Regions from separate parts of the Homo sapiens genome. Here all the other regions are linked to region 1. A link is a contact called in ENCODE Hi-C or POLR2A ChIA-PET data. All regions are on one chromosome and are shown on one strand. Each heading gives the region's core, a stretch centred on a gene start or an enhancer-like site at or near the end of the contact. The rest is flanking DNA. Distances are from core to core; before and after follow the strand shown. Region 1 overlaps C5orf67 (chromosome 5 putative open reading frame 67). Region 2 has its middle 66 kb from the start of LINC01948. Region 3 has its middle 32 kb from the start of C5orf67.

The links. Hi-C counts contacts between places; a loop is a spot of excess contacts on that map. ChIA-PET counts read pairs that join two places held with the same protein, here RNA polymerase II (POLR2A). Pooled maps may share reads with other maps.
Region 2: a loop to region 1 is called in a map of DLD1, with 5 times the contacts of the local background. The contact joins two enhancer-like sites. A Hi-C loop is called at or near these places in 1 of 168 maps with a recorded cell type or tissue (DLD1). POLR2A ChIA-PET finds 5 or more read pairs at or near these places in 3 of 52 experiments (MCF 10A, activated B cell and activated naive CD4-positive, alpha-beta T cell).
Region 3: a map of Caco-2 shows a loop between it and region 1 (10-fold over the local background). The contact joins two enhancer-like sites. A Hi-C loop is called at or near these places in 3 of 168 maps with a recorded cell type or tissue (Caco-2, Calu3 and PC-9) and 2 of 50 pooled maps. POLR2A ChIA-PET finds 5 or more read pairs at or near these places in 4 of 52 experiments (MCF 10A, OCI-LY7, PC-9 and 1 more).

The regions. Positions count from the first base shown.
Region 1 is chr5:56,532,408-56,535,809 of GRCh38, reverse strand. C5orf67 (chromosome 5 putative open reading frame 67) reads left to right here. Exons shown (of 6, transcript NR_161255.1): 3 at 582-680; 4 at 2,655-2,728. Among named protein-coding and RNA genes, the nearest start is that of LINC01948, 52 kb to the right of the region's middle. RefSeq lists an enhancer at 1,057-1,609. Within about 2 kb of position 1,554, at least 4 of the 41 ENCODE cell types and tissues checked have a DNase peak (open chromatin) inside an H3K27ac peak, as active enhancers do; they include PC-9, where a contact is called at or near this core.
Region 2 is chr5:56,413,855-56,417,256 of GRCh38, reverse strand. No RefSeq gene overlaps it. Among named protein-coding and RNA genes, the nearest start is that of LINC01948, 66 kb to the left of the region's middle. RefSeq lists an enhancer at 1,873-1,922. Within about 2 kb of position 1,781, at least 16 of the 41 ENCODE cell types and tissues checked have a DNase peak (open chromatin) inside an H3K27ac peak, as active enhancers do.
Region 3 is chr5:56,636,620-56,640,021 of GRCh38, reverse strand. No RefSeq gene overlaps it. Among named protein-coding and RNA genes, the nearest start is that of C5orf67, 32 kb to the right of the region's middle. RefSeq lists enhancers at 2,266-2,560, 2,168-2,737. Within about 2 kb of position 1,586, at least 7 of the 41 ENCODE cell types and tissues checked have a DNase peak (open chromatin) inside an H3K27ac peak, as active enhancers do; they include PC-9, where a contact is called at or near this core.

The sequences.
Region 1 (3,402 bases), core at 305-2,804:
CACAGGAGCAAGGAGTGGCCTGGGTGCATGTGCCCAGCGCCTCTGTGTGGGGTCTTCTCCTTCTACCATCTCAGGACCCCTGGGTCTCTGCAGACCTGCTTTCCACCCAAGGGGAAGAGAAAAGGGCTGAGCAGAGGTGAAGGAGGTAACTGAAATGCATTTTCAACAACTATTTATGTTTCTCAAGGTGAATGAGAAATCCCCTGTGGGAGGCTGAAAAAATGCCTTCCAAAGGTATCCATTCTCTAATCCCCAGAACCTGTAACTATGTTACCTTATATGGCAAAAGGGCCTTTGGATACATGACTAAGGAATGCAGACAGCCTGTAGATAGAAAGGGAAGAAAATGGATTCTCCTCTAGAACCTCCAGAAGGAATGAGCCCTGCTGGCACCTTGACTTTAGCCCACTGAAATTTATTTCGAACTTCCAGCCTCCAAAATTCTAAAAGAATAAATCTGTGTTTTTTAAAGCCACTAAATTTGTGGCAATTTCTTACAGCAGCAATAGGAAAGAAATATATTTCCCTTCCTAGACTTTTCTTCAAACTTAATAGCTGAACCTTAAACTCATTTATTCTAGGAGGGCTCCAGTCTTCAAAGAACCAGAGCATGGGTACCAAAGCCTCCCAGAGCTAGTTCTGGTCCCAGCTCAGCCACTTGTCTGTTTGGGTGACTATAGGTAAGTCATGCTCCCCATTCTTCTCATCGGTAAAGTAGGAAAGATAATAATACCTACCTTGCAGGGTGACCATGAGGCTCAGAGACAATGCGGTGAGGCATGAAATGGCCCCTGACACATAACTAGCCCTCATGCATGGTATTGGAAAACTCCAGGTTCAGGCAGGCAGGGTGAACAGTTTCTATTGCCAGGGGCTGGGGCATCTCGGTCTTGACTTAAGAGAGGCCAGCATTCTCCAGAGATGGAGGGTGGGGGCGCAGGCAGAAGGTCCTGTGTTCAGTCTGTGAGCAGAGTGAGCTACCCTCACTGTACAGGGTCATGCTGACCCAAACTCCCCTCTGGGAATATGGCCATACCCTCATTGTCCTTGTCCAGCCAGCATGGACACACCAAGCCTTTCTGCACTGCAGCAGCCCATGTGCCATAAGAAGAGAGAGAAGGAAGGGAAGACCACGTGCAGGACTCTGCATCTCCACACCACCCTGGCAGAGACACTGGCTACAGCAGGGCTCCAGTTGTCTGGGCTTCTGCCTTCGTGGTGCCCTCTTTTCAGAGAACATGGGATTATTTGTGGGAGAGAGTAGGGCACACTATGCCCCTTGCTTTTGGCCCTGAATCTGAACTATTTCTGTGGCAGCTGAACATGTCCAGGAGGAAACTTCCTGGTGAAAGGACTGTTAGCCTTGAGACCACATTTTGTGAAACAAAACAAAGCAAATGTTCTCTGAATGTCACCTGAAGACCTGACTTAAGCTTCATTTCCAAGAACATATTGCCTGTCAGAAAAACAAGTGCCATATAAGGAATTCCATTAATGAGCCGAGGCAGGCAGGCGCCTGGACACACCTTTTCTGCTGAGTGACTCATCTGCAGGAGGGAGCTCGATTAGAAACAAGGGCAGCTTGCACTGTACTACCTAGCCTAGGGCTTTGGGAAGGGGAATACGCCTATTCTATGAGACCTTCCTCATCACTCTAGAGACAATCTTGCTAATCCCTTCATGGCCAGTGCAAACTGGCCAGTGCAATGGAAAACCCTAATGCTACAATCTAGAATCTTGGATTTGGGGATGACCTTGAAGTCCTTAGACTTATATATAATGTTACATATGAAGAAATTGTGCCCCAGCAGGTGACTTATCCAAAGTTACCAGCTGCATGGTGACAGGTCAAGGTCTAGCTCTGAGCTCTGCTAAATCCTGGCTTGTGCTCTTGCCCTGCAGCATGCTAAGCTATCATTTGAACCCTTTGGGCATCAACACTAAAATGTAGTGGTACTTAGTTGATCAGTTTAGCCAACTAGCAGAGAGTAGGCTCAAGGAGTTGAATATATTTTTTGAGGCTGGGGAAGGGCTTGGGAGCGGGGCTATAAGTGCAGGGGGTGAAAGACAAGGTGTGACTTTAGCATAGTGAGAGTCTGCAAAGTACCAGGTCAAAGCAAATTTCTCCCCTTTCTCCAACTGTTGCACCAAGCTTGTAGCTAAACTTCTGTTGTCATTATTCTCTGGCCATTTTATATTCTAATTATTCGTCAACCAGTCATATTCTAGCACTTCGAAGGGAATAGGTGTGGATTCCAGACTTTCCAAAATTTTCAGAAAAAAGAACCTTGGTTACCATCCAATCCAACTGACAAATGAGTAAACTGAGACTTCAAAGATGCTAAGTGATTTGTCTATGGCAGTGCTTACCCAGTAGAGCTTTCAGCAATGTTGGAAATGTTCTATGTCTGTGCTGTCCAGTGTGGAAGCCAGTAGCCTTATGTGGCCATTGAGCACTGAAAATGTGGCTAGTGCTACTAAGGAACTGGTTTCTAATTGTATCTAATTTTATTTGATTTCGATTTAAATAGCCACGTGTGGCTAGTGGCTACCATATTGGATGGCATAGGTCTAAGGTCACAGAACTGAGATGCAACACAAGGCCTTCTCTGATTTTAAAGCATTTTTTTCTTTCCCCCCCACCCCCCATGCAGAACTCCAGATCCAGGTGGGCTCTTTCCATGGAGCCTGAGACTTATGATGCCAGGTGCCTGGACAAAGCTTCCAGGTAAGCAATAGTGGTTGCCGGTGTTCTGTGAGCTGTCCCAGAAGGCCAGGTAAGAAGGCACTTCATCCTAATATTTGGAAGTATGAGCTTCCCCGTGGTGAGAGGGGAATAGAGAAGCCCATGCATTTATTCTTTCTTTAATGAAACATTGAGTGTCTACTATGGGTCGGGTGTGTTCTAGCCACTGGGCACTACAATGGTTACTTGACATGTTTACTGCTTTGGTTCCCTAAAGATGAATGGTAAAAAGTGCCACATGAGCTCAGAGATGAGAGAGCCATTTGTCACTGGTTAAGAAGTCCCCAACTTCCTTTGGCAAATACTCTATGTCGTGCCGCAGAAACAGATGCCTGTGACAAGCTCACTGGGATCAGTACTGACAGAGCCTGTGCTCACTCAGCCCCTGCATCCAGCCTTTCAGACAACAGCTTGATTTCCTCTAGGTCCAGACTGGTTTCCTTCCATGAGGGACTGCAGTTAAATCACGGCTGGGAGGATGATCACAAGGGTTGTTTCAGTTTAATTTAGAGGTCCAAGCTCCATAGAGAGTAAGCCACAACATTATTCTGACATCTGTGTAACATAAACTTGCTCCATCCTTTCATGGGTGTCAGTGAGTTCTCCGTAGAGTGCCTTGAGGACAATTATTTACAGCCCTTGTTAAAGACTTTTAA
Region 2 (3,402 bases), core at 532-3,031, 120 kb after region 1:
GAAGCTCAGGGAAACTGATGCTAAGAGGGGCCTCAAGAAAGGTGAGATTTACCATTCGTGGCCATACCAAGGAATTTAGTTACAGATAGATCCTTCTATGGGCACAGTAGCTGGCACCTCCACTAGAACAATTATAATCATTTCTGAGCATCAATCTCCTAAATTATAGAGATGCATAAAAAGATTAGATGAACTCAGTTTTCTAACTTCAGTAGAAATTCTTTAAAATTTGCTACTTATCTCTTCATATGGACGCCACAAGAATATAGCTAACAGAGATTAAATACTTGGAAAAATTAAAAGACCTATTCAAATGTATCCTATTTCATTTAAGTACTAGTTTGTTCTTCCTTTCTTGACTCCAAGTCAGCTCTCAGTAGAAAAAATGGTCTATGAGAAAAGAATGTCACAAAAATGTCAGCTCCAGATCTAAGAGGAGTCTGAATAAGTTCAAGCAGCAAGTCTAAAAGAAATTAACTCCTCATCCCCTGCTTCCTATTCCCTTTTCTGTTTTATTTTGACAGGCATCTGTGTGGATGGGGTACCTTAAGTTTGCTGTGGTAAAAATATTGTGATAATATCATGTTGTGTGTTCTCTTGCCCTGCTGTGATGGTTAATACTGAATGTCAACTTGATTGGATTGAAGAATGCAAAGTATTGATCCTGGGTGTGTCTACGAGGGTGTTGCCAAAGGAGATTAACATTTGAGTCAGTGGACTGGGGAAGGCAGACCCACCCTTAATCTGGTGGTCACAATCTAATCAGCTGCTGGCTAATTTTCTGTCTGGCTAAGCAGACAGAAAAACGTGAAAAGGCAAGACTGGCCTAGCCTCCCAGCCTACATCTTTCTCCCGTGCTGGATGCTTCCTGCCATCAAACACTGGACTCCAAGTTCTTCAGTTTTGAGACTGGGACTGGCCCTCCTTGCTCCTCAAGCTTGCAAATAGCCTATTGTGGGACCTTATGATCATGTTAGTTAATACTTAATAAACTCCCCTTTATATATATAATATCCTATTAGTTATGTCCCTCCAGGGAACCCTTACTAATACACCTGCCAACATAAGAACCAGAAGGAAGAAGTGCAGACGAGCTGGAAGAGTAAGGTGCATGAGTAAATATGAGCTGAGCTACTCAGAATTTTGACAGGACCAATAATTCCTGAAACCTTTGATGTCTGTTTTATACATACACACACACACACACACACACACACACACACACACACACACACTGACCTCCCACAGTGTGCCAGTTAAAACAATGAAATCCCAGAAGAGTTAACTTGACCGAGTCTGAGAAAGCATTACTAGATATCTAAGGACAAAGAAAGAACAAAACTATTTTTAAAAATCTGAAAATGTTAAAAGCTCCAAGAAAAGAGTTAAGATGTGTCTTAAGAATTCAAAAGCCCTCAAAGCTAGCAGATAATAAAGAGAAGAGTGAGTTGACAGTGACAACAAGGCAAATTCTGGCCTTGAATTGCAATCTTTAGGTTCCAGGCTTAGGACTCTCAGAAATTTCATAGCTCCTTGGTTTTGAAATAATGTAAACAATGGCCTAGAAAGACATTCCTGAGAAGTAGACTGGACTGCAGATAAGAAGCTGGACCCAAGGCTCAGGCTGGTGTTAAGACTGTGCAATCTACTTCTCTGTGAAACTTTCTTGGGGGTGAGAAGTTTAGAGTCAACAACTGGAAGAACTCTGTAGAGAGGCGTGGCCCAATTGCTGCTTCCTCTTTTCTCCTGGGGGCAAGTTTCATCAGTCTCAGAGCCCTGCTGTTTGTCATGGGAAATGGGGTGATGGCTGTAGTTCCTGTCTCAGTCTTATTGGTCGATCATACCCTGTCAGCGACCTAGGACATGGTAAGCACTCAAGCACACCATAATTATTTAATATTGATGCAGGGGCTGCCACGACTTAACAATATATTAATGACCAATATTTCATTACTGTGGGTTTGGGGACAGTCAGCCTTAATAGCAGGAGGCTAAACCAGAGTGACTAAAGAGCATCAGAGGATTTCGGATAGCACAGGCGGCAAAGGTCCATAGTGAGACAGCCACGGGGCAAAGGCAACTGGCTTTCTTTACTGAAGAACTACTTTGTGTCGGAGAACCTACTATAAGGAGTTATATTAGAGGTGAAGTTTCTCATGCATGGAGAGACTAGGAGTGATGGTTGACCCCAATATCTTTTTTTTTTTTTTAGAAACAGGGTCTTGCTCTGTGGCTCAGGCTAGAGTGCAGTGGCATAATCATAGCTCACTGTAGCCTCGAGCTCCTGGGCTGTAGGGATCCTCCTTCCTCAGCCTCCTGAGTAGTTGGAACTACAGGTGTGTGCTACTGCATCCAGCTAATTTTTAAAAACTTTTTTTGTAGAGACAGATTCTCACCCCCTTGCCCAGGCAAGTACAGAGATCCATGTACTGGCGCGGTGGCATAGTGGCTCATGCCTGTAATCCCAGCACTTTGAAAATCCTAGGTGGTAGGATTGCTTTAGCTCAGGAGTTCAAAATCAGCCTGGGCAACATAGCAAAAACATGTTTCTACAAAAAATATTTTAAAATGTAGCTGAGTGTAATGGTGCATGCCTCTGGTCCCAGCTACTCAGGAGACTGAGGCCAGAGGATCATCTGAGCCTAGGAGGTCAAAGCTGCAGTAAGCCATGATCACACCACTGCACTCCAGCTTGGAAGACAGAGCAAGACCCTGTCTCAGAAAAAAAAAAAAATGTTTAAAGAAGACAATTAATTTAGATATTTCAGGATTCCCACAAAATATCAGCAGCTAATAAAATCCTGTGCTAGGCCTTACCAAGACAAAATAACATTTAGCCCTATATTTGATGCCTCTCCCATAAAGTCTCAATTTTCTATTGCTATTTAAAAAAATGATGCCATGAAAATACAAAGCAGCTGAAATGAATTATGAGTCCTTTTCGGGGAGGAGAAGGGGGAAAATCTTTCCCCAGGGGCACATTTTTTAAAGTTCCTCTTTCTATTTGAAATGCTTCCTGACTTGAAGCCTTGCAAGAATTTCACAATTAGATGGGTGCAGGGAAGAACAGTTCTGCAGAGTAGCAGAACATTTCTTGCAAATTAAAAAATTATTTGGTTCTGTCGCTAACCTTATTCAAAACTCACTCAATGGTTTACAAAATGCCGGTTCCTCTTAGTTATTTCTTATCAGTGTTCTTATGCAGAGAAGTGTATAAAATACACTGTATAAAATTATGAATGCTAATTGCAAGATTTTCAGGTTCTTAATATTAACAAAGATACATCATAAGCCATCTTTGTTAATCAGCAAATTAAACCTATTACACCAAGTCGACTTCTAAGATTTGTCAAAGTATAATTATTTTTAAGTTAAAAACTTAACTCTCATAAAACATATAGT
Region 3 (3,402 bases), core at 337-2,836, 100 kb before region 1:
GGAATGCCCCTGGAAAGAGTATATGCTGTATGGCTGAGATTCTGAAATGATAAGATTTGTAGACTGGGGAAAATTCTTTAAAATGTTATTTTAATATAGAAGAAGTAGTGTGTGGAGGATGTAGGACTGTGTACAGAATGTAGGACTATAGACATCAAATGAATGACTGACTGAATAAACAAATAGCCCACTACTTGGCTGACAGTTTTTTACTCCCAGCTACATAAAATTTTGTGTTCGGAGTTGTGAGCCACACACAGAATGAATGAGAGTCCCTGCTCTCAAGGAGGCTTAGAGAAGCACGAGAGATAAGACTAAGCCCAGATACTGATAATAAAACAGGGAAATGATAGTGCCAGGGAAGCACAAAGTTCCCCTGTTACTTCAGATGGACTAACAAGAATATACCCAGCTGGAGAGGCTGAAGGTTGAGCTCACCAAGGAAGTGAAAATTTTGAACTTGTCTTTGCATGTATTCATATAGTTATTAACTTGACAACTGATTTAAGCACATACTAAAGACCCTCTTTTAGAGAGGTATCACAGAACACAGCATGTGCAGTTTTTGTCTTTAGGAACTTACTGTCTAGCAAGGGAGAGAGCCACCCCACTGATGACTGCACAAATCATTACTTAATGACAGGAGGGGTAAGTGTTATGAAGGAAAAGCACAAAGGATGTGAGAGTGTATAATAGGGAGACACTATGGAGTCTGCACCAGAGGGATTAGATTTGAATATACTGAGAGAGAGTGGGTAGCAGGGAGACCTTCTAGGTGGAAGGAAGGAGGAATAGAGCTGCACAGTAAAGCAGTCTAAGCTGGGCTGGAAGGGAAGACAGGAAAGGTAGACTAGTACCAGCCCTAGGAGGGCCTCTTCAGACGTCAAGACTCTAAAATTGATTTGTTAGGGAATGGAAAACCACAAAGGTTGAGGTAATCAAGAAGAACACTTGTGACCCAGTTGAGAACAAGGCCACGTGAGAATTACGTAGCTCTTGTTTTTGTACATAAAACCATGCTGGTCCCTGTGAGAGGCAAGACAAGACAAGATCAGCAGGAGAAGGGTTGGACGCATGGTACCTTTCCATGGAAATCCTGTCTGGGGTTCATGACCCAGAGTCTTGGTCTGTTTGCTTGTCTCACAGTGCACAAGAGGCAAGAGCTTAGAAAGCAGATCAGGGAAGAGTGGGGAGGAAGGTATTTGTGCATCCCTGTGGGGGAAAGGTGGGCACTTCCCAGCACAGCCCGGGACAGTGCGAGGAATGGCACAGAGGAACACTCTGCTTTTTGGTTCACAGTATGGCCAGGACAGAAATGAGACCTTTCTCTACATCCTGAGGTTTTATTTTCTTTGTCTTTCTCAGGTGGAGCAGTTAGGTCAGGCCAAGCCTGGCCCTGTTCTGATACAGCTCACCTAGCAGATTTGAAGTTAGACTATTTACAACAAGAAGAAGGCATGCCCTGCCATGGCAAAACCTCACCAGGTCTCCCTGTATGATTCTTGAATGTCTTCTTTAGCAAGGTTACACCTGGCACACAGACCCTATCAGCCACTGACTGCATTCCTTACAAACCCAAACCCATTGGTGGGCAGAGCGGGAAGGTGGCTGGCCACCATCCAGACAGTAAACAATAGAGGCAATTATTATGCAGCCATTAATCTTGTCAATTACACATTAACCCAGGCTGTGTGTAAACAGGAGCACAATCCTCATTCTTTTTCTCTGCCTTTCTCAATGGCTTCCCACCCCACCTCCTCAGAAAATAAAAAGGGACTGCATTCTACCACATTCTCAATATCATCCTTAATTCCACTTTTTCACTTATGGAAACAATCATACCAATCTGGAAATTCCTTTAACCTGTGTATCGATTTTATCTTTTTGTGTGTGTGTGTGATTTCTATTACATATGATACTCTGCTGAGTGCTTGGGAAGCTGATTTTGCTGTTTTCTACAAATCTATGGTTCCTTTTTCACTTTGAACTCCCCAGTTGAAAAGGCTATATTCATATATATTACCTCATGAGGTAATATAATGATTGATAGCACAAATTTATTACATGTTTTGAAGTCGCTTTCTAATATACCTGGATAAGGATCTATTTCCTATTCATCTTCATCTGGGTAGATGCCACCCAAAGACATCCTTGTCCACTTAAAAACCTGTAGCAGTTGGCTTTGTGGTCAAAGGAGATTTTTGTTTTTTAAAGTGAGGAGCAGTTCTGGAAGCAATTAGATCTGGCATTGTTCAGGGCAGATGGTGAAGTGGGCAGAGATTCTCTTCAAAGCCTCTAGCCTTTCATTTTCCTGTGCTCACTCTTCCTTTAGTACACTTGACCTCTCCTTTCCCTCCTCCTCCTCCAAAGCCATCTCTAAGAAATGGCCCACGTCAGTCATTTATCTCTTCCTGGGCATTAAAGAGTCTGGGGAATGCTCATTCCTGCTGTGTTTTCACTGAAAGCCTTATCTTTAATTGTGGAATGAAAGGAATTTCAGGTATTGGATCACAGCTCAAAGTTCAAGTTTTTAACGTTCTATTCACATAGCAGTCAGGAAAAAAAAATCCTTTTTGATTGGAAGGAGGGCAGTTTTCACAGGCCCTCTTCTCAGGCTCTGGTGGTGATCCGTCTCTGTTCTCTCCTCTTTGTGGAGCCATTCTGGAAGACAAGGCTTGAGGTTGGGGTGGGCAGGACAAGTAGCACAGAGATTTCTCAAACGTTGCTGGATAAGGTGTTTGAGACCGATTTCAGTAGAACCCTAATACACATTAGGTAAGATTTCTGAATCAGGAATGTGAGAAAGGTCTGTTGAAACTGGGCATCAATACCCTTTTTCCTTGGGATATGTCAGGGAATTCCCCAAGAGGCTTCAATGTTCAGGGCAGCCCTGCTACCCTATTTTTTGGGTGGTGGGGTGGGAACTTGGAAAGAGGTCTTGCTGGCTGAAATTAAATTAGCATGTTGTTTCGAGGGAGTTGGGAACATTTTCAAGTTGCTGTGCATAAACCTGCGAGCTCATTTTCTCAGATTTGGTTCATGCATATAGGGTGGTACTATGTATTCACTAGAAAGGGTTCAGACTTGTTGCATCTTGGTTCTGTCTCTAGATCTAGGATAATGCATTTATTCCAAAACTTAATTTTGGTAAAACGAAAGAATCAACTAGGCAATCACTGAGGTTCCTTCTAGCTTCAAAAATCCCGATGATCTCTGAGATCTATGAATTAAAATTAATTGGTGCAACTTGTGGGATGTTATTTAAGTGAAAATTCTTAGAGTCAGGGCACTAGTGAAAGGTAAGAGCCAGGAATGCAGGGGATACTGGTCATTTTCCATAGCTTCTTTCCTCCCAAATTGTAGCAATTCTGGGGTTGTGGGAAGAAGTAGAGATATGAGTGG